Linked DNA regions of Homo sapiens: region 2 is linked to region 1. Evidence: read pairs that join two places in POLR2A ChIA-PET (ENCODE). Cell type or tissue: MCF 10A. All regions are shown on one strand. Links, peaks and the distances in the headings refer to the core of each region. The heading gives the core; the rest is flanking DNA.

Region 1 (16,665 bases), core at 6,465-11,464:
CCTCACCGAGCCATTAGTGTGTCACTGGGGTGCAGCAGCAAAGCCTCCCAGGGCATTTTTGGGGGCTTCATGCTCCAGGAGGACAACTTCCTACAAATCAGGATAGATGGCAATAGGAACCCAGTGGCGACTGGGGTCACCTAGAGTAATTTAAAGTATAAATTGATTTCTCAGCTGGAGGCAGTGTTGATGTCCTGCTTCTTATTTGTGCTTCATTGTGCATATCCCCTCATGTGGAAAATTAACAGGCAAATTAACCCTCCACACAGCTAGCCTGGAGGAATAGGCAGGGCTCCTGCATGTAATGCAAACTCTCCAGGTAAGAAGGAGGCTGGTGACAGCATCAGAGGAAGGGGGAGGCCCATGTCCCAGGTATCTGGGAACATCACCAGTCTGCACATGGGCCACATCAGCCCTACAGGCTCTGGAAAGGGAAGGTTATGCCACTCACTGAGATGTGACTTTGTGGTGTGACTTTGTGGTGGCCATGGTGTAACACTAGGGAAAGGGTAAATTAGACACAAAGAAGCCAGATTAATCAGAGCTCCATTCACAGGGAAGGGTACCCCCCTTTCTCCGAGAATTTTGGGAGCAGCTTACTTTTCCTCTGTTTCTGACTACCTTTTCCAAATTGCTTGTGGTGTCATCTTCTGGCTTTTGATCAACGTCACTTGCTTATATCCCTTTAGTGCAAAAGGTCCTAATGAATCTAACCCTGCCTGCACATGCTCTCCATGCCCCCACCATGCCTCCACCGTGCCCCCCTCCAGCTCATCTTGTATTGTTCTTCTCTTCATTCTGTACATTGTAAGCACAGTGACCTTCCTTTAGTCCTTCCTTGTTTCTGCTGCCTCGGAGTCTTTGTATATACAGTTTCTTCTGCCTGGAATACACTTTCCTTATCTTTCCTCTGGGCTAAACCCCTTACCTTTTCTCTGGGCTGAACTTCCCCACTTCCTTGGGGAAGCATTTTCTGATTTCACGCCTCCCACCTTGTATCATTACCTGGGCTCATTCTCCTGTATTTTTTGGTTAACAGCATTCGTCAAAGTTGTAATTAAATAATGAGTCTGTAATTAGTTGCAAAATGACAACCTTTCCCACTATACTGTTGGCTCTAGAGAGCAGAGACTGCATCAGCCTTCTTCATTGCTGTACATCCAGTGTTGAGTACATTGCCTGGAATATACATCCTCAAAAAGTATATGGGATGAGTGAACATCATTCTTTCCGAGATTTTAAACTTGGCATTTCCAGTATAAACTTGCTGAGCTCTGAGGATCACATTATAACCCATATAAGTCCAGGTACCACATGGTCTAGTCTTGGTGCAATATCACATGCAAAGAAGCACAGCTCAACATTCACAGGAAAGTTCCCTTCCATTTTTAGCTCATTTTCTCTCTCATCCTGCCCCCTTACTCCCAACATTGTATTTGGTGGATTGACTTAACTCTCTGGCTGTTTGATTGAGCTAGTGGTAAAATGACCTCTAACTGCCAGGCCTTTTTAGGTAGATTAGTTGGGAGGTTCTTGCTGTGGTTCAGGTAAGAGATTATCATATCATAACCTAGAAACCAGTGAGGCAGACACATTTAAAGATATTTTTTAAGAGTTAAAATTGTTAAGGATGTTAAGGACATTGGGTTTAGTATCCCACATCAGTCTCAATCCAGATGATTAGTCGAAGTTACTCATGTTAATTTCATCATACTATTTTATAGGGATTAATTTTAAATGATCATTTGTCTCAATTATATTCTAGTCTGAGATATGAGAAGAAGTCTAATGGGGGCTTTTGGGGAAAAAGAAATCCCCCTCACAGAGAGAACCATGGAGGGAAACAGTATCACGCCATTGCTGGATGTGAATACAGAAGTTGCTGTCTGATTACTGTATCTCTGATGACTACTGGCACAAGGCTGGAGGGGGACAGCCCCAGAAAGGACATCAAGGCAGAGATGTGGAAAGAACCTGAGCCTTCGCTGACATCACTGAGTTGCTGGTTGTAGTGGGCTCTGGAATCCCCCATACCTTGAATTCTGGATATATGAGATGAACTTTTTCCAGTATTTTAAGCCATTTTGTTGAATTTTCTGTCACTTGCAGCAGAGATCATATTGACTAATGTAAGAGGGACAGTGGTATTTCAGTGGGCACAGGAGTGCCTCTGGCTTGTAGGAGGCTCTCCAGTCACAGGGACCATGGGCAGGCAGCATCATGTTTCTCAGTGACCATGTAGGGCACTGGGGCTCCCAGGTTCCCTTCTGACCTGCTCAGGATGGAGCTGAGGCAGCAGGTGGGGGCCTCAGTTGGGAAAAGGCAGAAAGTGACACAAACATTAAATGGTGAATCCTTCTTTTGAGCTTTCAATCTGCATTAAAATGGGAAGGTAATTACTACTGATTTTTTTTTAAAAATCAGCTTAAATTTTACTCTTGCTCTTCTTAGATAATATATTTTGAGGAATATTTTTTCTCCCGCAGAAATACTGTACTGCAGTAACAGTAATAGAAACCAACATATAGGAAAGGGGGAAAAAAGAATCTCCTATTACCCTACAACCAACACAATCAAATTATTTTCTTTGCCCATGCTTCCTTGAAATTTCTTGTTCATATTCATTCAAAAGTGTGCAGAATGGTAATCATAGCCCGGGAATCATTATTATTATTATTATTATTATTATTTTTACTGGTGTATGACATTCCATGCTGGGAAGTACCCAAATCTATACAACTTGATTATTTTTCAGTTGTTCACTCTTGTAACCACCCTGTAGTTCAAGATATAAAACATTTGCCTGGGTATCATTTTGGTAGTTTGCTCTTTAAATTTAATGTCATCTCAGCAGCATGTTACCCTGCTGTGTATCCTAAGAATTTTTTAGTGTGCTACATGGTATTCATACTGTTCACTATTAAAAGCTTTAAAAATTTAATCAGATGGTTGCAGCACAGTTATCGGAGCCAACCCACATCACTGGACATTAAGGTTGGTTAAAATTCTTCCAAATTATAAATAATGCTTCAATGATCTGTACAGTAGAGGTCAACAGTTGGCAGCCTGTAGGCTGGATTCTGCCCACACACCCATTTAGCTAAGCTTGCATGGTGTTGGCACTCAGTATTTTAAAGAATATTTGAGTTTTGTCGCAGATTTTAAAACTTACATGGAAATCTGTCTGGATTTCCTGCTTCCTTGATAAGGCAGAAGATCTGGCCACATGGGCCACATTCCCAGCAGTGGCAGTCATGTGGGGCTGAGTAGGGGCTGACCTCCTTGGAAGGGACTTGTGCCCTTCAGCTTCCCACAGTTGCTATGACTCTTAATTTTCTTCTGACAGGATGATACATTAATTTACAGCATCTGCCTGGGCCCAGTAGGCATTTGAGTTTGCCATTCCTGGGATATAGGCTTTTTTCCTGATGCCTATAAAGAAGTCATTTATGCATGAGGTTGCTGATAACCCCTAGGAAATAATAAATACAAGCACATTCAGAAAAGCATAGCAAAAAGGAGCACAACTATGTGTCCAGTGTACCCCAGTGGCGATCACTGCTCATGACTTTAGCCCAGCCACGTCTTCTGTGAGCCTTGATTTTCCCAGGCTTCAAGTGAGAACAGCAACACCCACTTCGTGGGGTAATTGTAAAGATTTAATAGTGTTTGGCACATAGTAGGTAATCAACAAATTATAGCTAAGTAAAAAAAATATTGAAAATTGTTCTTTATGGTCAATTTATCCAATTATAGTTCTTGGAAGGCAAAATTTATTTTCATGAAAGTAAGATTTAATTTCCTCTAAATTTGCTGTTCATTCAAATACTCTCCGGAGACACCTATAAAGTTTTAATAAGAGCAACAATAATAATCATAAGTGGATAGGATTTAATAACGTTGTGCCTGAGTGTCTAAAGAGTGACCTTAATATTATGATTTGAGAGGATAAATTAAAATGTGCTGCATTGCTCAACCATACGAAGAACATTAAGATGGCAGAGAGTTGGTCTTTAACATTGTTGTTTGAACTGATATTTGGCCTTTTTCAGTTGTTAACAGATCCAGAGATTCTTTGTTGAGAGCATCTCTAGTAGTACATAGATGCAAATCTACAGGAAATTCTCTCCCACGTTTTTCATGGGATTAGACAATCCTTCAGTAAGTCTGTAATAATTCTGTGAGTAAGGAAGTCTGTAAATAATTCTTCTTCCTAAATGTCTCTCAAGTCAATGTACTTCTCTCTATCTAGACTGACACCTTCCATGCCTGAGCCTCAATGCATTCTCCACACAGCAGCCAGGGTGGTCTTCCAAAAACTCAACTTATATCATACAATTCTGCCTCTTAAAATTCTTCCACAACTCTCATTTCACTTCAAATACAACCCAAACTTCTTGTGATAGTACACAAGGCTCTGCATGATCTGTCCCTACCTCCTCTTCAACTTCATCTCACACAACACTCCCTCTTGCACATTATACTCCAGCAACACTGATTATCTTCATGTTGAATTGTTTCCCAACCCATAGGCCCTGCATATGCCTCACCTCTGCCAGAATCCCTGCCCCAACCCCACGGTCCCTCTCTCTTTGTAAGATTGGCTTCTTCAGGTCTGAGGTTAAATGTCATGTTTCCACCCTGTCTAAGGAGGTCCTCTACCCTTTCTCACAGTGTCCTATGCCTTCACGCCCTCCCCCAGACACCCTGTAGGATCAGGCTTCACTCACATGGTAATTAGGCTTCACTCACGGTAACCAGGATTCATTCACATGGAATCAGGTTTCACCCACATGGGATCAGGCTTCACTCTGCAGTGATTTTGTTTGTTTCCTTGTTGGTAGTTTGTCTTCCTACTCTAGCTAAGTTTTATAAGACCCGAGGCCACATTTCTTTCATTTACCAGTTACCTCCCCCGCTGCTAGCACATTGCTGGGCATATAGTAGGCAATAAGTATTTATTGATTAAAAGAATGAATAGATGGATGTAACTGCTGTGGGAAAATTCGGGGTAGTCTTAGGAAGGTTTCCTTATACTCTGACAACTAGAAAGAGCTTTAACCTAACCAGCTATATTGGCATGTAGTATGTTGTTGGTATTACTCACAAAGAGAAGTGTTTCAAAGGGCCTAGAGAAATTGAGAGCCAAAGGCCAAGATATGGTCAGTTTGTCTCTAGCACTGCCCAGGGGAGGACCTGGGTTCCAGACAAGTTAGCGCTTACATTTTTCTCTGGATATTAAAGGCTCAGCATTTGATTTATCAATCAGTGTCTTCTGAGTTTGGTTAGCATGAAGCAGAGCCCTTGGACCCAATCAGTTTTGAGAAAGCTGATAAATTGAATCAGCTGAGGGTCTGATGTACCATTGTCTCCCACTGGTGCTCAGCCTGGTGGTTGACCAACTGCCTCTGACACAGCTCTCATTGTCCTCTCCCTTAAGGTACTCAGCTCTGGTCTACCCTCCTAACTACCTTCTGACCTTGGCTCTTCTTCCCCTCAGCTTAACTTCTACCATCTCCCTTCTCCCTGTTGAATACCCTGAGATAGTAAACTCAGGGCATAGATTTCAAACTTAAGAACCAGTAAGCCAGGGCACATCTTTATATTAATAAACAGAAATTAACTCGTGTTTAGGTTTGGCATGATTATGGGCTGATTGGTAGCTCCTGCTGCTGAAGTGTGATATTCTAACCCAGCTCTGCTGGGTGCTGTAAGTGTCCAGGAAATAAAAAAGGAAGGAAGCAAAATTCTGGGCCCTGTGACTTGGGACTTAGGACTTCCCAGATGTGGAAGAACACTAATCTCTTGAAGAGAAGGACAAGATATAGTTAACACAATGAGAAGTCTGCAAAAGGGAAGTAAACTTCTAAATGTGGGGAGTTTTCCTCTCAGGGTCAGGGCCAACTAGTTTCCTTCCATTATTCTGGGAAAGTATGGAGAAAGCTACTCTTTCTGGTCTCCATTTTAAGTTCCCTGGTCTGAGTTGAGTCATTATTCCAACACCAGAGGAACCTTCTACTGGGAGAGTTTGCTGAGATCTGGTAACTTGTGGCTCATGAGAGTAAGAGTGCTCAGAACCATGGATCACATGAGTCTGTGGCTCAGATTGTTGCTGGCCACCCCCTAATCCCTGCAGCATAAGCATAATCTTAGGTAAAGTTATGAAGTTGAACATGTGTCTTATCTATGAACTTACACTATCTTGTCTGCAACATACACAACTCTCAGAACCTCCACCAATTCCTCTTCCCTTAGGCCCACTACTCTCATATTTATAAAAAGAACAAGATAGAAATAAGTGGTAGTAACAATAATAATGGTGGTATCCATCAGGATTCACCCAGGAAAAAAGAAATCACAACAACCTGCGTTCAGATCGCAGCTTTCCCACTTATTACTTGTGTATCTCTCTGACGTTTATTTTTTCTCTTAGCAGTAAAATTGCAAGGTCATTGTGAGGATTCAATAAATGTATGCAGAGTGTCTTTTGAACTCAATAAACATTCTTTTTTCCCCTTCTCAAGCATATTAACATGTTTTAAAATCATCTGGAGGGGTGAGGATTAAAACCAAGAAGTGCTGCTTTAATGGTGTAATTTCAGGCAGTGGGTGGCATAGATATTTTTGGATTTTGGCTCCTCTATGTGCTCCTGACATAATAATATGGAGGTTACTTTCTACTCTGCCTACATATAATGGCAGCTGGGCTTTGCCACTATGATTTCTGTAATGAGCATTCCTGGTCTTTGGTTCTGTCCTGAACTGATAATTGATCCAGTTCAAAGGTTTGATAGGAAAGACATTCTTTGATTAAGTTCTGTTCAGTTCTATTAAATATTTCTTGAATGTCTTCCTTTCTCTCCAGCCCCGTCACCACTGTCATGGTTCAGAGGCTCATCATCCCCTGCATGCATCAGTGCCTCGGCCCCCTAACGGGTCTCCCCACTGCTGAGCTCTTCCTCTCCGCTCCATCCTTCACACAGCAGGCAGAGTGATCTTTCAGAAACATGCATATGATCCTGTCAAGCCTTCGCTGAAAAGCCTTCAGTGTCAATGTGCTTTCTAACCGCAGTTGTTCTCCGCCTCTGGTGTCATGACACACTTGTTTGTCATATCAATTCTGAGGCAGATTCATCCATCCACCCATTCAACAACTATTTATTGAACGCCTACTCTGTGTCAGTTATTGTTGTAGGTGTTTGGGGGTACACCAGTAAACAAACAAACAAAAATCTCTGCATATTGCCAGAAACTTGATACTAGCAAGAGTTAAAGCCCTCAAGATCGTGAATAATTTGACTATTATGGTGGATGCATTTTATTTCTATAATAAAATTATCCTAAATCACTTGTATGGTGAGCTGCTTCTTGATGGGGGATAGAAGAGGGGATTTAGAGCTAGCAGTAGGGGAATTTTGCGTCAATCTCTGTATTCCTTTGGCAGTGTGCATATGAACAATATGATCACTTGTCTGAAGAAAAAATGTTAAATATTGCCACTTGTCTGTGAGATATGATACGAACCCTTTAGCTGTCATTGTCTGGCATCTGCTTACCCCATCAGCCCCATTCTCTGCCACTCCTGGCCTTGTACCTTATACTCTCTGATCCTTTCCTCTCAATTTCGTAGCGGTTTAATTTCTCACAGATAAGGGTTTTGAGGAAAGATAACTGAAATGTGTAAATCATTCCTTCCAAGGCCAGAGGTCCTATCCTTGTGGGAGAAGACAATAAGTTCATCTTGTAAACTGAAAATAAGTAGTGAAAGGGAAATTTGATGGGACCATCAGAATACCGCTAATAAGTCGCATTTATAGTATTTTAGAAAAATAGATTTCTTGGCATTTGATGAAAATAGACATAGTCATATGAAATAATGAAAATATGTGTTGGTATTGGTATATTGTGATTCATTCAAAAGTACATAACAAACACTTTGGAGGATGAAATAGCTTTGGAAGATGAGAAAGAATAAAACTTTATATAGGTATTAGTCTCATTTTGTCCATGTGTAAGAAAGAAATGGACAAAAATAAACTGGAGGAAAAGACCTTTACTATGTATACGATATGAGAAAACCCTCAAGAAATGCCAGCAGAATCTAGTTCTGATGGATTCCTACAATCAGAATTGCTTTTACACCACAAAGTGGACCTCCAGTTGACTCATTGTTTATAGCCTTAACTGAGCCGCGTGCCCAAGTCATCTCATGCTCTGAGTACATATTTTCTCCCAGTTCTTTCAACTTCTGATGTTGGGACTTGTCTTCCCATTTATGATATCAAAGTGATGCCTGGCACAACTGTGGCATGTTGAAGAGGCAGAAAGTAAAGTATCATGAAAGCTGCTTTTGCCTAGGTTTTTATAGAAAAGTGTGAAAACAGAAAACTTTAAGTTAGCACAGATATGTCTTGTGGAAAATGGTCTAGCCTGGAGTCAACAGATTGTGTTTGGATGGAGCCTCTTCCCCTACACTGTTTTATCCTAGGACATTAAGTATGGCTAGTTGGTGGTTCATCAGGGCACGATCCTCTCAGAGGTGTGGGAGAACTAAGTAATATCTAAGACATCCCTAGGATGTATTGAAGTATCTTGAAGCAAGAAACAGAAGTAGTGACTCAAAGCCATGAGTCACTCAGGAGGCTCTAAGGAGGAAGAGTACAGCAAGCAGGCACAGGAAAGCCTGTGATTCTTCTGGGGTAACTTTGGGGAATTGTTTTACAAGGTCCGCAGGGACAGGACATGTTAGAGAGCTCTGCCCCCAACCATGCTGAGAATTGCAGTGCTCAGCAGTTCTCTCTCCAAAAGGGCCACTGCTAATTATTTTGAACCTTACAGCCAAGGCTTTGGTGCCTGGCTTCTCTCCAACAGTGGATGAAATGCGGTGAGGGTTGTTCCTAGGGTGACCCTCACTTTGTAATTAACCCTCCTCATTAGCAGCTCACTTGCTTCCGATGGGCAGTGCACACATGTTTGTGGTTATGTAACTGCCGAACAGGGCTGGGCCAGTCATTTGTTGGCATCCTAATTGTCTCCAATCACAGGGAAATGAATTACAGTGAGAAAAGTAATGAGAAGTGGAGTACCCTGGCAGCCGGCCAAGGCCTTCAAACTATCAGCTGCAAAGCCTAGGAATCTGCCATCAAAGCAAGACACTGGAGGTGGACTTGGGCTAGGGAATCCAGAAGACACATGCCAAGCTGCTCAGGGAAGGTGGCAGGAGTTCGGGGAGGGAGTTGGGAACAGGGAAAGAGAGCACTTGAGTGAAGGAGAGAAGAGGAGAGATTCAGGTACTTTTCCTTCTTTGTGACCTCTCTTTTCTCCCTCTTCTCATCCTCTACTCTCTTCTGATCCTCAACAACCTCCAATACCACCCTAGCAGATGTATTAGCCAGGGTTCTCCAGAGAAACAGAACCAATAGGAGAATCTATCTATATTACACACACACACACACACACACACACACACACACACACACACACACACACACAGATCAGAGAGAGAATGAAAGATTTGGGATGAAAAGTCCCACAATTTCCCATCTGCAAGCTGGAGACCCAGAAAAGCTGGTGGTGTCATTTGAAGGCCTGAGAAGAACCAGGAGTACTGGGGGCAGGAGAAGATGGTTGTCCCAGCTCAAGCAGTGAGGCAGAGAGCAAATTCAGTCTTCCTCTGTGTTTTCATTCTATCCAGGCCCTCAGTGGACTTGATAATGCCCACTCACACTGGGGAGGGCCATCTGCTTTACTTAGTCCACCAATTCAAATGTTAATCTCTTTCAGAAAGACTTTCACAGAGACAGAGTTAATGTTTCACTAGCTATCTGGGCATCCCATGGCCCAGTTAAGTTGACACGAAAAATTACCATCATGGCAGTGATCTTGAGAGCACAGGAAGAAAAGAGAACACAGAGGAAGGGAGTCGATAAGAGGAGTCTGCACAGGTTTAAATAATGAAGAGAAAACAAAGATTGCAATGAACTTTTCTTCTCCATTCCACTGTGAGTCTGCTGCTGCTACTGCTGGTGTGAGCATAGGGCTGTTATGGGTTCTAGCCCCACTGTGGTGGGTGCAGTTGCTGCTGCTGCTGTAGTTATTTCAAAGATGGGGATTTCAATGATGAGTGACAACAGACATTGAAACCCTACAGCTTTAAGTCTAGATTACCTTCTACAAGTGAAATTAGAAAGAATAAAAATGTCATTGAATGAGATCAGCTCTCTATAGAAATGTCCCAAGAGTTAATAAAATGGGCAGTTAGTAAAAGGCAGTCAGTAAAAAGGAGTTTAGGAGTTCCAAGTCTATCAAGTCTCAGTCAAGCTGGAGAATCTCACATCTTTATGTGCATTTACTTGGCTGTAGCTGAAAGCTAACCATGGTCTATGCCTGACGGAGATTTGCCAATAGAGATAGCTGGCCTGCAATAAGCTTGCAAGGTGGATCCTGATGGCCAGATTTGTCAGTGAGTACCCAGCATTGTCCAGAGAAGAGGGCCTGAAAATTAGGCAGAGTATTTTTGACATAGAGAAATCCTCCCGTTGTAGGCAAGGGTGTTTCACGGGGGCTCACAACGGTTGGGTGAAATGTTCTTCAGGACTATACGACTTCCTTTGACGTACTGACTCATTAATTCATTCCATAAATATTTATTGGGCACCAACTGTATGATAGACACTTTGCTAGTCACTGGGAATAGAGCAATGAACAAAATACAGCCCTGTCCTCATTAAGCTTTTAGTTGAGCAGAAAATAGAGTTATACAAGAAAGTCACTAGGAGAGAGAGCATGGTGTGTTACAGGAATTGAGGGAGGGAGAGTGATAGGGGATGAAACTGATGAAGAAGGTGGGTCCTAGGGCCTTTATGGTATGCTAAGGGGTTTGGAACCTATGCTGCAGACAACTGTGTTCACCAGAATGTTTTTGGTTGCAAGTGAAAGAAACTCTGTTTGAATAACTTAAGGTCAAAAGGGAAATTTATTTGTCTGGAATCCAAGGAAGGGATGAACACCACACACTGATAGAAGGCCAGAGATGAGGCTGGGCTCAGGACACTAGGGAATTAGCAGCTTGGACATGATTTAGGACTTTCCCTGCCTCTCGCCACATCTGGCTTCTGTCTCTCTTCCTACACACTTTCTCAAATAGTGGAGAAAACAGACACCTATAGCTTCTGAGTTACCTGCACCACTGGAGGATTCACAGTCCTTTCTCCTGTCCCAGGCTAATCATTCTGGGGAGGAGGCTTATTGGCCCATTTGGGTTAAGTGTCTGCACAGAACCAATCAGCTGTGTCTAGAAGGTGGAGCAAATGAAAGAATTCAGCAACTCCCTGAGGAGCTATATAAATTGCACAGGGTGAGGTAGGGGTACTAGATTAGATATTCCATGGATATCCACTACGGCAGTGCCCACTGAGCAACCACTGGGCTTCTAAATCAGGTTTACAAAGTAATCCGATTCCAGAACATATTCAAATACTAGTCACAGGAACATGCTATAACACTTGAGAATACTTAGGAATTCTGATTTGGCAAGAGTCCGTCCCAAGAAATTAATTAATGGGGATAATATATATAAAGAACTTAGAGCAGTGCTTGGCACATAGTAATACTAAGTGTTAGAAATATGATTATTATTATGATAGTGATGATGATGATGACGATTCAACTCCTTTGGGTATATGGGCTTAATCAGTTCTGGACCCATACAGCTAACAGCCAGGGTTAAGTTGACGCACCAAAATAAGAACAGTCTGAGCCACCAGCCAATACCATCCACATCTCCATCTCATTTCCTTATAGCTTCACTTCCAGTGATAGCAATTTTGATGGATGCCAGGGCTTCCATACTAGGAAGCAATGGCAAGTCTCCCACAGGAACCTCCAGAAGCACATTTTCCTTCTGCCATTCACTGCAAACACATGGCGCATGCTCAAGAAACACCCAATACAGTTAAGTGATAAAATAAAATGGACTAGGGAATTCTTCTTGTTGTCTGTGTGCCCCTATTTGAATAAAGTAGGGTTTTCCAGCAAACTTTTTATTATGAGCAGAATCTCAATGGATCCTCTAATAACAACCCTGACAGGCAAAGCTCCAAACAAGCATTAATTAAGTCTCTTAACATCCTTGTTAATCAGTGAGCCATATGGCAATTATTTTTAAAAAAAAAAAGAATAATTTTGAGGAGCAAGGAATTTAAAAATGATTGTTTATCATAACAGAGAGCTCATTTACATACACTCAGAAATGAATATTTAGAACCATAGGTAAGATAGACATGCTTGGCTAATATCTGATGAGTCATAATCAGCTGTCCTTCAAAAGGACAGTTGATCCAGGGAATACTGGGGACAAGATTTCTTGGAATGCTAGGTTAGCCTTCCCAAGGGCAAAGATGTATGCATTCTCTACTTTGCATCCCCAATTCAGATGCCTTGTCCTTGACCAACACTGTCTAATAGAACTTTCTGTGAAGAGGGGCATATTCTATATCAGCACTATCCAATATGGAAGCCACTAATGGTTCATACGACTGAGGAAATACAATTTTAATTTATTTAATTTTAATTAACTTAAATAGCACATGTGGCTAGCAGTCATCATATTGGACATTGCAATCTTAGACTATGGTTCATCAATTTGAAAACTTATTGTAAATTGGAAGAGGATATACAAGAGCTGTTAATATATTGTTAATCAGGGTGCAGGACTTGCCATAATGAGAATATTATTCATTATCTCAGTTATCACCAGTCTTTCATTCATTCAAACAACATATTGAACATCCACTAAATGGCTCTGTACTGAGCCAAGAGATACAAATGAAGACTAGTCATTGTCCTGGTTTAGAGATGAGTGGGGGAAAGGAGCAGATTAACAGGTAGATGTAAAAGTTTGTGACAAGTGTTGTTTATATTGGGGTAAGTATATGAATAGTGGGAATATGGACATGGGCAACTTATTCAACCCAGGGGTATATGAAGTCAGGTGGGTAGGTGACACATGCTTCCCAAGCAAGGTGGCTCTGCAGTTCATTCTTAAATGGCCAGCAAAGGTTCTCCCAGGTAACGAAGATGGGCATTGCTGCACATAGAGTGACTGGCACAGGTGAGGGCATGATGCTCCCAGACAGCATGGGCCTTTGGGTGAACTTCCAGATGTGTGGGGTGTGTAGTACAGGGTACATGTAGAAAGGCATACTCTCCACATGTACCCTTCCACATGTACCCTGTATTACTTTTCCATGAGCCCTCTTCCCGGGCTCAGCCATGGCCCCAGAAAGAGGGCAGGGATGGTAGAAAGGAGCTTGTTCAAGGAGTTTGGATTTTACCCTGAAGGTAGTGAACACTCATGCAAGGGCTTTATAAAAGTAGGGGAATAACAGGATCAGATCTGTGTTCCAGAAAGGTCCCTTTAATGGCAGTGTGAAGAATGATTTAGGGAGAATAAGAATGGAGATAGAGAGTCCCTCAAGAGGACAAACTTTTTTTCGGTGAGGGTGAGAGACCCTGAAGTCCCATATCAAGTAGTAAAGGTGCTGCTGGCCAGAGGTAAATGGAACTGCTCCTTTCTGAGAAGTGGTTGAATGTTTGGGGTACAGGGTGCTAGAAGTTCTGAAGTTGGTCTCAGGGAGACGAAAGAGTCTGGCACTGTACCAGCCAAGGTGCAACCATCTTTTGGAGAGAGAGATGTATTTGCTCAACTGACCTTTGCTGCTTTCCTTCATGTGCAAGAACTTCTTTCTGGGTTGCCTACCTTGGGCAAATGGCTAGGTTTGAGGCTTGGTACAAGCATTTGGACTTTTTTTTTTTTTTTTTGAGATGGAGTCTTGCTCAGTCACCCAGGCTGGGGTGCAGTGGCGTGATCTCAGCTCACTGCAAGCTCCACCTCCCGGGTTTACGCCATTCTCTTACTTCAGCCTCCCGAGTACCTGGGACTACAGGCGCCCACCACTACGCTCGGCTAATTTTTTGTATTTTTAGTAGAGATGGGGTTTCACTGTGTTAGCCAGGATGGTCTCGCTCTCTTGACCCCGTGATCCACCCACCTCAGTCTCCCAAAGTGCTGGGATTACAGGCGTGAGCCACCACACCCAGCCTGGACTTCTTAAAGGTATATGCAGAGTTTGCCTCCACTTAGTTTCTGGGAGCTTTCATAAAACCTAGACAGGAGCAGAGGCCTTCTGATTCCAGATATTAATACATAGTTAATACCCTAATTCCTGCAGAGTTGGGGCAGGGTCCTAGACCCAGACCCAACCTCCTAGGCTAGGCTTGGAAGAGATTTATTCTTCCCTCATGGATTTGCCTTTCTCATCACACATTTCTCATTCAGAAAGGAAGAGGTCTATATTCTATGAAGGTGCACATCTCATTGGCCAAGAAGATATGAATCCAAAAGAGACTGAGTAGTTAGGAGACATCAGCCTGGGATGTGAGCTGCTTGCACCTACCTGTCATTCTGAAAGTGGTGGCCCCCAAAGGCAGACCAGGGCCAAGAAAGGAAGAAAGATTGGGAATTACTATTAGGATACACTTTCAATTATTCAGCAATAAGATGACAGTCTTGAAAGGTAGTAGGTTCTTTATTGTCTAAGGTATGAAGATAGAGGCTGGGTCACAATTTGGTGAGAATGATGTAGGGGGACAACAGCACTCAATGAGGGATTAGACTGTGACAACAACAGATAGAATAGACCATGGGTCAGGGCATTTAAATCTAACTTCCCTGCCTCACCATCTAAGTAAACAGATGATTACAATACAGTGCTCAGTGGGGGACATCCAGGGTCCATGGGGAGCACACCAGAGGACATGGACCCCACACTTCAGTACAGCTGGGAAGACCAGACAGACAAAATGATGATTCAACAAAACCTGAAAGATGACTGGGATTTAGCCAGGGGAATGGGGTTGGGACTGAGGCATGCAGACCACTCCGCCTGTGATTCTTACAAAGAATTATTTGGCCCCAAACGTCGGCAGTGCTGATGTTCAGAAACCTTGACCTAGAGTCAATTTGGATTTCCCGTCTTGTGAGAGATGGCACGTCTCTTGATACTTTAAGCTATTTGACCGAAGTTTTTTGCTTCCTTATTTTAAATGTGATCTAGATCTATCAAATGTTAGCATTTTTGACAGGGCTTAAGACATAGTAATGTAGAAAAGAAAGCAGGGCCCTTCTTTGTGATACTGAATTCTTTGTAATACTGTAAGTCCTGGAGAGGCAGCCAGGGAAGTGTGGGTGATGTGATGAAACATATCCATGAACAATAAACCGCAGAAACTCTGCCTCTCCCACCTCCTGGTACCTTCTGGGGATGACGCTGCCTGGTCATGAGTCAAGACAAAGCTCCAGCTCACCTGGACACCTTGTGATCCCCCCAGTTCCTCCAGGCTGTCAGGACTCTGAAAGGCATAGGCTGAGCCTGTGCAATTTAAATGGGAAGAGGGTGGAGAATGAGAAACATTTATGGGAGCCATTAAACACCTCTGGGCATTCTGGGGGAAAAAAATGGAATCTTAACCTGGTTTCCACAGCCAAATTCCAAGAATATGCTTGCAAGTTTGGACTCTCTCTCTGGGGTAATATACCCATTTTTCATTGTTGTTCAGTTAAATGTTCGGAGAACTGAAGCTCAGTTTTGTGATTAACCAAGCCTTACTTCATTTATCATAATCTTTTCTATTCAGATTTTATGGTCACATCCAAACCCCTCTTCTTTGCAGTTGTTTAAAGTGTATATGGCTTCAACGTGCTGGGGAGATAGCATGAGGCAAAAAAATGAGCATGGAATTTAAAGGCAGATTATGAATCCCAATGCCCACCTAATCAGCTGTGTGACCGAGGTCACTTATAGAATATATCTGAGTGTGTTTCCTCATTTAAAATTTAGGGAAACATCTGTCTCATAGAAAATGGCAGGTACGATGTCTAACACATAACAGGTGCTCAATGATGTTTATTTCCATCTTTAAATTTTATTGTATATATTTAAGGCATACAACATGATGTTTACATAGGTAGACAGAGATAGAGAATAGATAGACTAGAGATAGTTGCTATAATCAAGCAAATTGACATGTCCCACATAATTACCCATTTTTTGTGATAAAATCACCTAAAATCTAATTTTTTAGAAAAATCCTAAGTACAATACAATATTAACTATCATTCTCATGTTGTATATTAGATCTCAAGACTCATCGTCTACATAACGGCTACTGTGCACCTTTGCCCTACATCTCCCTATTTTCTCCTATTCCCCACTCCCGTTTCCCTTTTCCTAATGCATAGTTCTTCTTTTTTTCTATGCTGTGATGTCTTAGATTTCATGGACATCTATTACACTTGACGAATCTAAATCATATTTAAAATGAGGAAGAAAAACCCGTAGTCACGTAGCTTATAGTATCAGGAGGTGTGCTGTATCTCATGAGAAGGAATTCTACATTGACTCCAGATAGAAGGTAACTTTTGTCAGTTTTCAACACCCATTTCCTTTTAAAGATTTGCGTAGGGATGTAGGAACGGGAGACATGTTTAAACAGTCGCCATTACTGACCAACCCTGAAAATGTTCAGTTATGCAAACTTCTTATTTTGAATAATTTTGATTAAAAAAATCATGTTATAGATACCATTTTTCCACACACAGTTCAG
Region 2 (16,665 bases), core at 3,771-8,770, 51 kb before region 1:
TATCTTTAGATTTTACAACATGCTGAAAATATCCACGTTTTTAGGTGAAATCTGATATTTATGTGCTGGTGGGTAATTTGAATTTTATTAAACACAGTGTGGGCCAATATGATGCAGTTTGAACAAAACATGTCTGCAGGCCGCATGCTCGTTTCGAACTCCCTGGGCAACTCAGCCCATAGCTGTCCTCATGTTCCCAATGCTGGGAGCTGTGATCTATTAGGCAGACGTCACACTGTCTGAAAAATACCTCCTGCCAAGGAAATTAGGTTGTGAGTCAACCCCAGGATCCGATAAGTCAGGGGTGCACTAGGTCTAGATCTGAAGGATGGAGGCCAGGGGGAGTGTGTTAGGGAAGGAAGGATTTGCCTAGATGCATCTGAGATTGTCTCCCATTAGTATCAGGGCATCCCCTTGAAATACCTGTGTGGGTTGTTGGCTGTCCAGCAGGTGGCAGCATTAGAACAGAGATGGGCCAAGTTAGGCCCATAATATTTACAACTCCGTCCTTCCTTATTTGCGTATGAATAAGGGAAGAATAGATTACTGCAGATGAGCTTTAGAGGGAAGAAAATTATTTGCCATATATTTTTAATTAAAAAATACTTAAGCCCCTACTCAGCGCCAGCTACTGCGCTGTGCACTTTCTCAGCCATCATCTTATTGAATCCTCACAACCTGTGATGTAGGCAACCCTTTCCCCCATGGTGAAGATGAGGAAATTGAGTCCCAGAAGCTGAAGGAATCTATCCCAGGAAGTACAGTTTCTGAGAAGCAGAGCTGAATCAGCAAGTAGGGCTTTGGTCTTTTCACAGAATCACACCTGATGCTGCAAGCCTTGTGGTCGTGTGGTCGTGTTGCTGTCTCAGTTCTGTTAACATTTGCCTAATGATCCTGAGAAACTTGGTCTCTGTTCTGGGACAGAGAAAGCAGAATGCCATATGTCTATCACATGGCAGGGGACATTTGCTCTAGACACTCAACAAGGTGGCTGTGCCCCAGAGCTGGTAATTGAGAGAAGATTGATCCTATTATGGAGCAATGCTGCGTGTGCAGTCTGAGAGTGGATGTGGACATTTGATGTGTTCCTCCTTTTCTAGATAACATCTCCTGTGACAAGCACAGATTGCTGTTTCCTTTATTTCTTACTGTTCAAAGCATTGGCATAGAAAATGAGTTATCTAAGAAGCTGAATGTTTCTTGTGATAAATGTGAGGGGCCGACCATCATTCCAGCCATTCAGTAATTAAGGCTGCAGGATGCTTGCATAACAGACCTATCCCTTGCCTATTTCATACGGTGTCAGATTGTGTTTGATTAATAATGATTAATCTCATGATTTTGTATAAATGGCTTAAATCTGTGAAACCATTTGCCAAATAAATTAGATCCACCAGCAAAGTTCAAAATTTCTTCCAGCAGAGGCAGTGTTGGGTAGAGAGCAGATTCAGAACATCCCCACTTCCTATGTGACCTCCTGCAAGTAACTAGTCTCCTAGGGACTCTGTTTCCTCATCCGTAAAGTAGGGGGTGGAAAGGATGACATCAAAGGGTCCTGCCTGCTTTGAGAGTCTACGATCTTCTGGAGTCCGAGTGGATCTGCATGTGAACAGAGGAGATCCAGAGATGGGCACCTTCACAAGAACGATCCTGTCACTGGCTAGTTGGAACCAACTAAAAGGACACTGTTAAATGACATTTAGAGAACATGGGTTTGATCAGACAGTTGTGATCCAAATCCTGGCTCTGCCAGTTGCTAACTGTATAATAATCTTCGAAAGTCACTTAAATGCTCTGAACCTCCACTTTCTTAGTAGATAACCCGAAGATATGCTGTGGGTGCTAAAAAGTCATAGTTATATCCTTGACATGTGTTAGCTGCCTAATGAATGGTAACAATTTTCATTAGTCATTGTTGTGGGTTGAATTGCATCACCTGACAATTCGTATGTTGAAGTCCTCATCCCCAGTGCCCTACTTAGAGAGTGACTTTATTTGGAGATAGGATCTTTATAGAGGTAATCAAGTTAAAATGAGGTCATTCTGGTGGAGCCTAATCCAATATGACTGGTGTTTTTATAAAAAGGAGAAATTTGGACACAGAGACATGCGTGAAGAGAAGACAATGTGGAGAGACATAGGGAGAAGGTGCCATCCGTGCCAAGGACACAGGCCTAGAACAGATCCTTCTGCACAGCCCTGAAAAGGAACTCACCTACTGATACCCTAATGTTAGACTTTCAGCCTCCAAACCATGGACAATGAATTTCTGTTGTTTAAACCAGCAGTCCCCAACCTCTTTGGCACCACGGGCTGGTTTTATGAAAGATAATTTTTTCACCAGGGTTGGGGGGTTGCAGGGGAATGGTTTCAAGATGATTCAAGCACATTACATTTATTATGCACTTTATTTCTATTATTATCACGTTTAATATATAATGATATAATTATACAACTCACCATAAGGTAGAATCAGTGGGAGCCCTGAGCTTGTTTTCCTGCAACTAGGTGGTCCCATCTGAGGGTGATAGGAGACAGGGACAGATCATCAGGCATTAGATTCTTTTTTTTTTGGGAGACAGAGTCTTACTCTGTCGCTGAGGCTGGAGTACAGTGGCGTGATCTTGGCTCACCGCAACCTCCGCCTCCCGGGTTCAAGAGATTCTCCTGCTTCAGCCTCCCGAGTAGCTGGGATTACAGGCATGCACCACCACGCCCAGCTAAATTTTGTATTTTCAGTAGAGATGGGGTTTCACCATGTTGGCCAGGATGGTCTCGATTTCCTGACCTCGTGATCCCCCTGCCTCTGCCCCCCAAAGTGCTGAGATTATAGGTGTGAGCCACCATACCCGGCCTAGATTCTTATAAGGAGCATGTAACTTAGAGTGGTACTGGTCTGTTGCCTGGGGGTTGGGGACCCCTGGTTTAAACCACTCAGTTTTTGGACTTTGTTTCAGCAGCCCTAGAAAACTAATATAGTTATTTTCATGCCATTCTGTTGCCACCTTCCCCTGTTCTGGATGTGCCTTGTAACACCTACTAAGTAACTTGTAACACCTAGCAAGTCTGTGGTCATGGCTCTATGTTCACTGCCTCAACTGTTCCAGAGTGGTCAGCAGGCCCTTGGGAAGTCATAAAAATAGTATTTATTGACGTTTTCAGTACTTTATACACATTTCATTAGATAAACTCTCACAACAACTCTCTGAGAAAGATACTATTATTGTCCCCATTTTATACCTGAGAAAATTGAGGCACAGATATGTTTAGTAACTTATCTCACATCTATGAAGTGGTACAGCCAGGAGGTGAATAGGTCCAGACACTTTGACCCCAGAGTCCTTGACCTTCGTTCTCACAGTGAGCTCTTAGTAGCCCCCATGCAGACAAGCTTAGAGATGACTGGAGTTGAAGGAATAGTAAGTCTGGATGGCCACTGCTCATCAGTAGGACTCTTGGCAGCAGGATGAAGCTGAAATCTCCATGCCTCTGCAGTGGCCTCTGAGGATCTACCACATGGCATCACTGGAAAATGCTGGACAAAATGCCCTGCCCTGCCATCTGCAGATCACTGAGCCCGCCAAGGTATCTCACTGGTCACAGCTCAGAACTGTTGCTCTCATTTTAGGTTCTGTCCCTTTTATCTTTCAGGCTTTCCCAAAGCTGCCCCTGATGAGTTTTTTGGTTTTCTGCCCACGGAACTCATGTAGAGAACCACTATGGAGGTGCAGAATGCCATAACAATGAACAGTGTGGGAGGCCGCAGTGGCACAGTGGCTCACGCCTGTAATCCCAGCACTTTGGGAGGCCAAGGCAGGTGGATCACCTGAGGTCAAGAGATCGAGACCATCCTGGCCAACACGGTGAAACCTAGTTTCTACTAAAAATACAAAAATTAGCCAGGCATGGTGGTGGGTGCCTGTAGTCCTAGCTACTCAGGAGGCTGAGGCAGGAGAATCACTTGAACCCAGGAGGCGGAGGTTGCAGTGAGCCGAGATTGCACCACTGCACTTCAGCCTGGTGACAGAGCGAGACTCCATCTCAAAAAAAAAAAAAAAAAAAAAGAGTGTAAGCCCTGATGTCAAATGTCTGGATTTGGATCCTGGCTCTGTTCCTTCCAGTCTGTGTGAACTCAGGTGACTCATTTAACTTCAGATCATCACCTGTAAAATGGTGATAACAATGGTACTTATAGGGTTGTTCTGGTGGGGATTTAAACGAACACATGTATGCCTCTTGGACCAAACTTGAAGAGTACTTAATACATGTTGACTTTTATTATACAATCAGTGGGATGGGATAGAGTGCTATAGTGGTAACTGTCTAGAAGTGCATTTATTCCAGAAAGAGGACTGAACTGTATCCGGTTTATAGTAATGAATTCATAAAATTTCAATAACTTGCCATCCATATTACAAAAGAAACACAGAACTTGATACGTATGTAGTTATTTTAGGACATTTACAGTTTGGTAGAAAATGTGCATGGTGTACAGTGGCATATCATAAAGATTTGTTGAATGAATGAGTGAAATGTGAGATAAAGCCAGCCATGAGACATCCTGGTTCCTGGCACTGCACGAGGTGGGAAGCACAGGCTGGCAGAGAGATGCTTGGGCAGCTATGATAAAAGCGGGACTGCTCAGTTGTCCAAATCCCCAATTCTGGAGAATGAGGTAGTTCTGACCCAGTCCAGAACAGAAGGTAGAGGAGTGAGAGAGTGGCATGAATCTCAAGAATCTCACCATCATTGTCAGTGGGGGTGCTGGCACCAAGGCTGGTGCTGAGCTGGAGGGAGCAAAGAGAAGAGGGCGGAGCCCTGGTCAGTTGGGCTCCAGTCCAAGTGGGGAACTAAAGGGAAAGCCAGGGACCTAGAGCCTGTCAGATAGACAGAAAGACTGTTCTATGGAAATTAGGGATGACCAATGGCTCTGTGCTCATTTAGGGATCCCTGCATCACTCAAGGGATCTCTCGAGATAGTCATGGGGCAGCAGAAGCAGAAACACTGCAAACTCTGATCACCATGTGAGCCACGCCTGACCCCATGTGGGTGAAACCTGATCCTACAGTGGTTCCCATGTGACTGAGGCCTGATTCCATGTGAGTGAAGCCTGATCATCATGTGAGTGAAGCCTGATCATCATGTGAGTGAAGCCTGATTCCATGTGAGTGAAACTTGATCCCATGTGATTGACGGCTGACTCCATGTGAGTGAAGCCTGATCATCATGTGAGTGAAGCCTGATCATCATGTGAGTGAAGCCTGATTCCATGTGAGTGAAACCTGATCCCATGTGATTGACGGCTGACTCCATGTGAGTGAAGCCTGATCATCATGTGAATGAAGGCTGATCCCATGTGAATGAAGGCTGATCCCACATGATGAAGCCTGATTACCATGTGAATGAAGACTGGTTCCATGTGGGTGAAGCCTGGTTCCATGTGAGTGAAGCCTGATCCCATATGAGTGAAGCCTGATTACCATGTGAATGAAGCCTGATTCCATGTGTGTGAAGCCTGGTTCCATGTGGGTGAAGCCTGATCCCATGTGAGTGAAGCCTGCTTCTCTGTGAATGAGACCTTATCACCATGTAAGCTGAGCCTGCCTCCTGTGCACTGAGGGCAGGTCCTCACACCTGGCAGCTGGGAGAGCATGCCAAGGACTGGGCTCCAGCTTGCATATTGCAAGACAAAGGGACCACACCCAAGCCCAGTGAGAACAGGCAGTTCCATTCTGAATAGACAGAAGGGACATGCAGCTTGCGTTGGCAACCTTCTGCCTCCTGCATTTCTTAAAGTGGAGTCGATTAATGGCTTTCCAGAAGCAAGGGAAAGATTTCTACTGTGCTCATCATGAAGAAGTGTAAATTGTTACAATCTTTTCAGAGGGTGATTTTGCAGAATTATCAGTACATAAAAGATGGTAATTGCAATGTTGTTTGTGGCAGTGAAAAAGTGGAAATGGTCTAAATGCCATCAACAGAGGACTGGTTAAAAAACTGGAAGTACCTTTGTACTATGGAATAATATGCATTAACTAAAGGTGAGGAAGTAAATACGTATGCATAGACATGGAGAGGTGACCACATTATCACATTATATTAAATGAAAAAAGCAGGTTTCAGAAGAATGCATCAGTATCAGCTCATATGTATAAAAAAGAGTTAAATGCATGTAATGTAAATGTCTGAGTAATGCATGGAACAGACCCAAAAGGATGCAAACCAAATAAATGGTAGTTAATTCTAGAAAGAGGGATTGATGGGAGATGGGAGAGAGAGGAAAGGAAACAGGGAATTTCACTTTCTATGTAATAGGTTCCTGTACTATTTGCTTGTCATGTTTTGTGTTATAATAAGCATGTACTACACCTTGCTTTTAAAAGATGTAAAAAAGAATCTCAAAATAAAACTTTGTTATGTTAGTATTCGGGTTTTATGTTTTCTTGGTTGGCTTCAGGTTTAGAGCAAGTTGCTTGTTTAGATAAAATAATATTGTGTGGCTTTTTAAAGACACCAAGAGCCTGTGGAGAGGCTGGCAGTGAGGTTGAGATTTATCAGGAGGTCAGAGGGGTGGTCCTACTTCTCCCTAGCAGGGGGGGTTTGGGCAAGAGAGAACTTCCCAGGTGTGTCACTCACTGGGGTGTGAAGTCCATTCATTGGCCACCTTGAAGGGCATCCAGTGGGCACTCATTGGGCACTAGGAATTATATTCAGCACAGTGTCAGACCTCATGCTGGGCTTAGCTTGGAGCACTCTGTGGGGAATTGAGCTGAGCATGGCATAGAACTCTTGGCCAGATTGTATGTTTGGGATGGCTGAGGTCATCTCACTGGTCATTGCCCAGGCAGCACTACCTTATAACTCCCTGGGCTGAGGGTGGTCACTGCATAGAGCACTTGAGTGGATAATGCATTAGGCACTGGATGGAATCCTATGTGCACCACTGCACAGGACACCTTGTAGAATTCTTACTGGATCCTACACAGAATGTGACTTTCAGCATCATAGTTGACACCATGCAAAACTCTGAACTGGTCTGTGGGAAGCACCCTTTCTGGGCACTACCATTACCCCAATAATGGGCATGAGCGGGCAGCTGAAGAGGCTAGTTCTTGTATCCCAGACCCACTCAGTAGACACCTTCCAGGAGCAGAGCCTATTCTATGGAGGAAACTGCGCTACAGGCCGACCAGGGCAGCCACGTCCCAGGCACTGGGGAAGGGAGGGAAAGCAGTAGAGCCCACTCACATATGCTGCCTCCTTCTTGCTGCCAGAAAGGCTGCAGGGCTTTGAAAAGATTCGTTTGCACAGTGAAACTCTGAGTAAATAGAAGCCACCGTCAATGGTGCGTGTACATCTGAGAGGAGCGTGTGGAGTGAAGGCAAACATTTCCCAAAGAGCTTGGAAGGAAAGTGATGCTCTGAGGTAGGTCTGTGCCAGGCTTGCTGCAGCTTGGATGGCAGACCCTTGACTGGGGGTGTGCCTTGGCCTGCGGAAGTTCCCATCCACATGAGTTGCTTTAGTGCCTATTACATCTCACATAAGAGGCAGTAAAGACAATCAAATATCTCAAGTGGCTCCTGAGACCCTTCCTGAGAGTTGCTGCACCCTCAATGCCAAGATCAAAGCCAGCCCACAGGAGATAAGATGCAGGATGGCCGGTTGCGCACCCTCATTAGTAAAGAGATGATTCCACGTATTTCAGGTTTACAGAGATTTAGAGTTGCCCCTCAGTAACCAAGAAATAACCACATTTCGTAGATTGAGGAATCACTTGGGAATGCTCAAGCAGAATACTGTGTCTGCTGAATTTAGGAGACCCACAGGAGAGGTGGCGTTCACCCCTCCTAACACCAAAATGCAACCAGAGGCATTTTGGACCAGCTAGGGCAGCTCTTTCTGTGATTAAGGAAGGCAGGTGTCTGTGCCTGGGAATTCTCTCACTCTAAACTAAGGAAAGTTACTCACACTTTTACCCAAATTCTTCATCTGAGCTGAGAAGAAAATGTTGGCTCTTCGTGCTGCTCCACTTGGCTCAGTCTCCTCATTGTTCCCCAAATATGATGAGTGTTCCATTTCCCTGGTTTTGTCTCCTCAAACTCTCCTTTCTAATAGCTTTTAAAAATACAGGTAAAATTTGCATAACATAAAATTAACAGTTAACCATTTAAAGTGTACAATTCAGTGGCATTTAGTAATTCAGTAGTTGTGCAACCATCATCTCTGTCTAGTTCCAAGTCATTTTTATCACCCTCAAAGGAAACTGTACCCATTAAGCAGTCATTTGCCTTTCACCGCTTTCCCAGGTCCCTGGCAAACACTGGTCTGCTTTCTGTCTCTATGGATTTACCTACTCTGGATATTTCATATAAATAGAATCATACAATACATGACGTTTTGTGCCTGGCTTCTTCTACTTAGCATAATGTTTTTGAGGTTCATCCACTTTGTCTTAGTAGCTTTTTATGGACACTGTGGTATAGAAAGAATGTAGTCTTCGGAGTCAGAGAGACCTGGGTTTTCATTCTGGCTCAGCCATTTACTAGCTGTGTGTTCTGGGAAAGTTATTTACCCTTTCTGAGCTTCAGTTCTCATTCATGAAATGAGAAGAATAATCCCTACCTCATATATAGTTGTGAGGATTAACAGATAATATACGTAAAATCACCTGATGTTGTATCTGGCACATAGTAGGCACTCTCTAAATGTTTGAGGCATAAGGATGAAGTTAAATATGAGAGCACGATGTTCATAGTATGTTAATTCCTTGTCTTTGCCCCTTATTTATGCATATTTTTCTGTGAACGCTTTCCTGCCTAGTGGCAGCTTTTTTCTCTGAATTCCTTCACCCTCCCTTCCCCTTATCTGAATAATTTACCTTACACTGAACATTCACTGCCTTGTTCCTTTGTCAAGTAGGTTTATTTTTTTCTTGTGTGTGCATACTATCAACCCAACTAGACTGCACATTTTCTTGAGGTCAGGAGACATTTTCTTCCTCCAGGACACATATATTCCAGATTTTCCAGGATAGTCCCATTTTTAAACAATCTCTCTCTCTCTCTCTTTTTTTTTTTTTTTCTGGACAGAGTCTTGCTCTGTCACCCAGGCTGGAGTGCAGTGGCACTATCCTGGCTCACTGCAACCTCCGCCTCTCAGGTTCCAGTGATTCTCCTGCCTCAGCCTCCCAAGTAGCTGGAACTACAGGCACTTGCCGCCACACCCAGCTAATTTTTGTATTTTTAGTAGAGACGGGGTTTCGGCATTTGGCATGTTAGCCAGGCTGGTCTCCAACTCCTGACCTCTAGCAATCCACCTGCCTTGGCTTCCCAAAGTGCTGGGATTACAGGCATGAGCCATTGCGCCCAGCCAACAATCACTTATGTAGTCCCCCTAAACCATCGGGATATCATAGAAAATCCAATAGTTTGGCATCCAAACCACATCCCCCAGACTGCTTTGGCATGCAGAAGTGGCACAAGTTCCTTCTTTAGGCTAAGTTTGAACAATATAATATCTCTTAATGTTTGGCGAAGGTGTCAGTTTCCCAGAAACGCTACCCCCCACATCCTCATAGAAAGGAAATGGGTGGCAGTCAAGCCTCTATCCCAATTATCAGGCTGTAAAGGTGCAAGTTGGCATTCTTAGGAAGGTGCTTCTTCAAAGGCACTTGCTGCAGAAGCTAAAGTCCAAATTAAAATTGATTTACATTCTCATAGAAGCATCAGCTATTAGAGAGTAGGTTCTGAAATGGGATGTGTTACCAGAGAATGAGGTCAGTTATGGGCAGGGAAAATGTCTTTCAGTGTTTCAGCATAACTTAGACTCATAGCTGAATTTATATGTTGGGCTTTTACTACAAATAAAATGAATAATGCTCAAAGTGTCCATTTAATGTTGTTGACCTTGTCCTTTTTTATGTAGGAAGTTGGTACTTAGAGAAGGGATAAAAACAGAAACTAAGAGTCAGAAACATTTATGAAGACAACAAATTTCTAGAGCAGTTGCTCCCAACCGTTTTTTGGGTCACAGAGCTCTTTGAGGACTTGATCAAAGTTATAGACCCTCTCCAAGAGGAAGATGCCCAATATACAGACACACAAAATAATGTGTATAGTTTTGGGAGGATTTGCACGCCCCCTTGAAGCCCACCTAAGGTCACCATTTTAGAATATCTGTTATAATGACAGTCACCAGTCTGCCAGGTATCCTGTAAAGCACCAAAGGCACAACGATGAGTAAGACATGGTTTCTGTTTTCAAGGGACTTATACTCAAGTGAGGCAGACCAAACGTTTACCCAGACAATGACACCTCAGCTAGTCAATTGCAGAAACTGACTAATACTCTGTACCATCTCTCCTTTTGCTTCCTACTGCCCTTACCCTGGTTTTGTCTCTCATTTTCTGGCTGGTAGCAATAGCTTTCAAGCTGCTGGCCTGCTGCTTATTTCTTCATCCCTCACATGGATAAGCAGTGGTTCTCCTAAAGTTCATTTGCTGAGGAAAGATCGGACTGGACCACTCCTCTCTTTGTAAACCTGCGCAGGTGGTTTTCCATCCCCTACAGCATAGAGAACCAATTCTTATCACAGCACTAAAGGTCTTCTGGTTGGGTGTCATTAGACATTTTCAGCTTCTTGTCCCATTCAGCCCTGTGTGAATCCTACTCTATCAATACCAGACCCATCATTATTCCCTAAATAGAGCTTGCATTTTCAAGCTCCCCTGACTGGCTTATTCTGCACCCTGACCCCAGAATGCCATTTCCCTTAATATTCATCTATTAAATCTTTCTTATCCTCAAGGTCCCAGATGGAATACCTCCTCTGTGAAACTGTTCCCAACTTACCATGTCACCATGTCAGAAGTATGTGAGCTTTTTTGAGCCTGTATTTTGCATGTAGTCAGTTCTGCCTTGTAAGAGTGTATTGCCCATGTCTGTCTGATTCCTCTGAGGCAGAGGTGGCACCAAACTTATCTCTGGGGTTTAGAGTCTCTGCCAGAAGGGTGGCCCACTTGAGACTGAATTTGTGCATTTTTGTCTCTTCAGTGAGAAGATGTAGAAAGCTACCTCTGAATCCGAGACTGGCATTCCTTAGAAAGATAGAAGTCGAATCCGTTGGTGGGTCTTCCTTCGAAAGGCACTAAAGATAGATTTTGTTAAAAGAGTAGGTGTAGTATGATTGACACAAAAGGGGGATCCACAATCCCTCATGTGAGAGTTGAAAATAAAAGCTTTTCAGCTCTTGAAGACAGGCTTCAGGAGGGAAGAGGATGGTGACTCTGGGTCTGTGACGTGGAAGATCCCAGAACTGATCCCAGAACAGTTCATTCCTGAGCTGGGCTTCAAATAGAAAGTCACACTGTGTAAAGGCTGTGGCTGGGTTGTCAATTAGGAGCAGAAGATCCGCCTCCTGCTCTGATCTCCAGGCTGGCAGCTTTGCCAGCATGGACGATACTTTGCCCTCTTGAGGCTCTGGGTTCATCCCATGCTAGAGGGCTGTGCTTTCATCGTGTGGCCTTCACTCCACATTCACGCAGTGCTGGGCAATGGAAAAAGCTACAGCGAGGGTTCTGAGGGTTTGCTGGGCCCTTTAGGTTAGCTTCAGGTGAAGAGAACATATCCTAATGTGATAGATGTTCTTGGAGCAGAGGATAGGATGCACCTTCTGTAGTTTGAAGGCAACTCCCCTGTGGGAACTTCTGCTTAGCCATCAGTGCCTATCTCTGAAGTCAGAGCAGTGAGATAGAGTCAAGGTGGTCTGGACTTTACCCTAAATGCTAGGGCCTGCTGACCACATCACCAGGAGAATATTGTTACAGAATTAATGCTATTGTCAGAATGCAACCCAAGGCATCCTAATTGGATCCCAAACAAACAGATTTGCAGAGGAACCTTCTGCACATCTGTAATCTCCAGCATTCAAGCCCTTGTTCACAGCATGGGCACAATAAATGTTCACAGAATTAAAATCCAAGTGCTTCATAGCCAGCTCCGAATATTGATTCTGCTATGCGAACTTTTCTTCCTATTTGCCACCATACCAAACACCACTGTTTTGGTCCCTCTCCAAGGTCTCTCTCTAAGCTCTTAATTAGAAAAAGGAAGCTGTAATTATTAAAGTTATTAAAATATGGAATATTGCAAAGGAGTGGACTAGAAGTCTTCATGCTAATCCAAACAAATCGTGCTAATGTTACTTTGATTCTGGCAAACCCAAAACCGCAGAGGAAGATAAAAGCTAGGGCTTGTTTTCTAAGTGGAGGGTTTAGCCTATTCGCTAAGCCAGGATTCATCAAGCATTCACCGGGAGCTGCAAAGGAGAAGCAGGAGGAGATGAAAAGAAGAAAGACGTGAAAACTATAGAAAAGATGATGTAGGGAGGGGGAGAGCTGAGTCAAAAGAATCAACCAGGTAGCAGTAATTCATCAAGCTCCTTTCACAAGTTCCTCCCTCTTCCAGGAGCTATGATCTGGGGCTCAAAAAAGGGCCTTTTCTACCTCACAGTTTCAGTGACTGCATTAATGAAGATGACTGCTCAAGCCTTATGCTCAGTCCAGACACTTTCGCAGATCTAACTGCCTTAAGTGGACATGGCCACTTAGGGAGAAGGATATATGCTTCAACCAGCACAGATGGCAGAGCTCAAACAGAGTTACAGTTTGGACATATTTTGACTGGGAACCCACCTGGCATGGAAGGTACTTACATGCATCTGAAATTCAACAGATACTAGATAGAGCTCAAAATGCACACCTCCCTGTTTTTCCTGTGAGGACCCCATCTCAGCCAATGGAGCCACCACCCACTCCACACACCTCCAAGTCACATACCTGAGAGTCATCTTAGATGTTCCTCTTCATTCCTTTGCCAGTGTCTTTGGTTGCCAAGAACTGATGATGCAACCTCAGAGATGTCTTTTATATATATTTTTCCCTCTTCAGCACCACTGTTCTAGTTCATATCCTTAACAACTTTTCCTGTACTGCTTTTCCAATCTCTTCTTCTACCACCTTCCTAATCTACCATCTTCCAGCCTACCCCAACTTCTCAGAATTCCCAAGTCTCTGTGCCTTTGCACGTATGGTTCCTCTGCTTGGAGTCCTTAACCTCCATTGACCACCTGTCAAACTCTTGCCTATTCTCTGAGGCCCAGCCTAAGGATTGTCATCTCTGGCTGTCCAGCAGTAGTGTTGGTTCTCTCAGAGCTTTGGGTTTGTGCTGTCACAGCCCTGGCCCTATGTCACTGCCACTGTGGATTGGACAGGCCTCTCTCTCTAGAGGCTCAGGGACTGTGCATTGCATGATTACCTATCCCTGGGGCTTTGCAGAATACTAACTTGCACATGGTAGCACTCAGTATCCCTCTATTGATAGAACACCAGTTCTGGAGAGTGATTAATCCCATAGATTCTTGCCTCTGTGAAGGACAAAGACACTAGTTTGAAAGGAAGAAGCTCCGGAGATACCACAAAGAACTATGTGAAATCCTGTGACTTGATGAATTATAAGGTGATGTTTGAGGCAAGAAGCAGGGGTCTGAAGGGAAAAGGAGGATAATGAAGAAGTGGCACTTGAGTCTGCCGGCTGGGACTTTATTGTATTTCATAAAGTAGTGCTAAAAATTCATTACCATAGTTAGGATTTGAAAGACTTGATGTAAAGATTTCAATTTAGAATAACTACCACTTGTGAACACCCAATATGTCTAGACAGTGTATCTTGCCTACTTTATGTTTAAAGCTGACAACTCTACATATTAGGTATATTTATGCCAGTGTTATAGATGAAGAAATTGAGACTCAGAGAAGTTAAGTAACTCATCTATGGTCACACAGATAGAAAGGGAGTGGAATAATAATTTTTTAAAAGTTGAAACACAGATCTCATTCCCAAATATGATCTCTTCATACTAACCTCAATTTACCCTGAACAATGGACATGTACCACCTCTTCAGGATCTCTGCCATGAATCAATCACATCTTCAACTTCTTCTCTCACCAAAAATACAGTTTAACAATCTCTGATGAAATAGACTGAGGTATGTGCAATCTGCCCTCCTTCCCTTCAGTCACTCCTGGTTTGGTAACATGAAGAAAAGAAAATAGGCCCAAAAGGAGCAGACCAAATGAGAAAAAGAAGAGAAACAAAATGCCCAAGTAATCCACAAGTCAGTAATAATATCTTTTGTACTTTTAGAGTGCTTTACAAAAATCATGATTTTGTTTGTTCCTCATCATAAGCCTGGGCTATGTACTGTCACTCCCATTTTCTGGGTGAGGAAACTGAAGCTCAAGGAGGTGAGGGGACTCAACTACGTCTGAACAACTAGTCAAGGGAAGAGCCAGGACTGAAACTCAGGCATGCATTCTCCTAGCCCCACACCTGTTCCTTTACACCAGGAATGCCCGTGCCCCAGCTCCCAGCATGGTCCATGGCAACCACTTATGTTTGAATATATGATCTATTGCACTAATAACTTGACAAGTACTCTACAAAATGCATTGCATGAATTATCTCTTTTAATTCTCATAACAAGTCTATGAGGTAGGAACTATTATTTGTCCCATTTTCTTACAGAGAAAGAAACTGAGGCACAGAGAGATTAAATGACTTGGTTAAGTGGCAGCGCCAGGATTTAATCTGGCTCTGATGACTGCTGAGACTTTGCTCTTGAAAGTGGTAACATGCGCCTCTCTGTCTTCTAATCATGGAGTGTTGTTCAGTTATCTCCTCTGTCAGAGAAGGCCAATGCTATCTTCATTTAGGGCTGGGCTCAGTTGAATAAATTTTACATGGCAGGCCTCTTCAAAAGTCTTTTATTACAGATTTTGAAAAGAAGTAAAAACAGTCCCCTTGGAAGATGGCAGAGAAAGATAGTTGGTTGCTGGCTGACTTTCATCAGTATTAATTAATATCACCTTTTGAAAGCCCCAGGACTAAGGGGTGAATTTCCTTGTATTTCATTTGAATTATTTACTGAATTGAATTCTGAAATGAAACTCTATGCAAGCAATGACCCATGCAGACACTGCAGGTGCTACTTTCATCCTGTTAATGGGTTTTACTAGCTAAAGACAATCCTTTTAGGGTTTTTGTCTCGGTTTCAGGAAAAGGAATTTGGAGAGATAGTGATGAGAATACTGCAGAGTCCCCAGGTCATGGTTTTGTCCCCTCCCTCACTTCATGTTTTTAGCTTTTGAAGGCCCACAGCTTCATCCTCCTTATCTGCTTAGCTCTTTAATGGCTAGTTTTCTCATCTGTCAAATTGGGCTGTGTGGGTGATAATAATCATAGCTGCCCTAACTCTGATTTCTGTTGAGTTTCTTGCTCCTTATGATAAGACTGGGCCTAGCCCACATTGCATCTCAGTAGATAGCCAATAGACTCCCCAAGATTTTAGTGCATTCCCTGGGTGGGGTGGTGGTTCTTAACCTCATAGTCACCTTGTACTCTAAGCTCCTGCATTTGCAGAATTGGTTCAGTCTTACCTGTCCCTGGCTGCTTCTGAGAGACAAGTCATTTTACTCTATTTGCCTGGTAGCAGCCCTGGTAGCCTTCTTTTTAGAAGGCATGTGGCCGCTGGAGTAGTTAACACTGATCTACCAAATAGGGTATAACCTCATGTTCTCCTTTACCTATCTAGTTCTTGAGTGTGCTGTTCCTTCCTTCAAAGTAACAAATAGTGTCACATATTGAGGACTTATGGTGTGGTAAGCACTGGATCAATTGCCTCCATATATTACCACATTTCATCCTCAAAATAGTTCTGTGAGATGAGTTTTTATTCCCATTTCACAGATGGAGAAATGGCAACTCAGGTCATAACAAGGAAGTGAATTTGAAAAACTGTCTGATCCCAAAGTCTTAACCCTTGCCTCCCTGATACTGCTCTGATGGCTGAAAGTTTGCTGTGCTCTGGCCTAGCTTCTGGGCCAGGGGAGGAGTTGAAGTAGATGCTCTTGTTTGGTACCATCTCTTCTTGTGCTGGGTCTTCTGGTAGGGCACTGGGCTTTGTCAGTAGAGTCTGAGGACTATGTTCTTTACAGGGAAGACAGAGGCCTTTATCCCTTTCTTCCAAGTCTTCCATCTCTTTTTGAGTTCTCTCCACAAGACTGTGCTCCTCCAGGTGCCCACAGGTCTCCCGAGACTGCCTTCCTTGGGCATGACTGTTGCCATAACACAGTGACTGGTGAGAAGGAAGGAAACTCTCCCATCATCTCCAAGCCACGATTTGTATTGTGTATTGGTGTATTTTAGTGTATTTAATATGGAGCAACCCATTCTCTACCTCATGGTCCTGACAATATATGTCTCATATATCTGACAAGGTGTATCTCAGCTCAAATGTTGGTCTTTCTCGGAAAGTTTTCTTCCACTGTCCCAAATAAGCAGGAGTCCTTCTGCTGCTCCAGTAGCTCTGTCACATCTCTCTGATTCACTGGAATCATATTTATCTCAAATTGAAGTTACTGGAATGACTCCATTTCTATGAAGTGCCCAGAAAAGGCAAATTTATAGAGACTGAAAGTAGATTAGTGGTGGCCTGGGCTTGGGGGTGGGAACAGGGATTAACTGTAAATGGACCTGAGGGATTTTACCAGGGGGATGAAAATGTTCTAAAACTTATCTATAGTGATTGTTGTACCACTCAGTAAATT

The links. ChIA-PET counts read pairs that join two places held together with the same protein. Peaks named below come from ENCODE experiments on the same cell type or tissue, not always from the same donor. Only the 100,000 strongest peaks of a DNase experiment are listed, where the experiment ranks them.
Region 2: POLR2A ChIA-PET joins it to region 1 with 5 read pairs; 1 of 35 experiments calls an interaction of 5 or more read pairs at or near these places.

What each region holds. Positions count from the first base shown.
Region 1 is chr11:11,723,842-11,740,506 of GRCh38, reverse strand. No RefSeq gene overlaps it. Among named protein-coding and RNA genes, the nearest start is that of MIR8070, 51 kb to the left of the region's middle. In MCF 10A, for the core only: no CTCF peak of the experiment used is centred there; DNase peaks (open chromatin) are centred at 8,656 and 9,076.
Region 2 is chr11:11,771,732-11,788,396 of GRCh38, reverse strand. It overlaps MIR8070 (microRNA 8070), which reads left to right and starts at 5,175; the gene lies at 5,175-5,262. In MCF 10A, for the core only: no CTCF peak of the experiment used is centred there; a DNase peak (open chromatin) is centred at 5,676.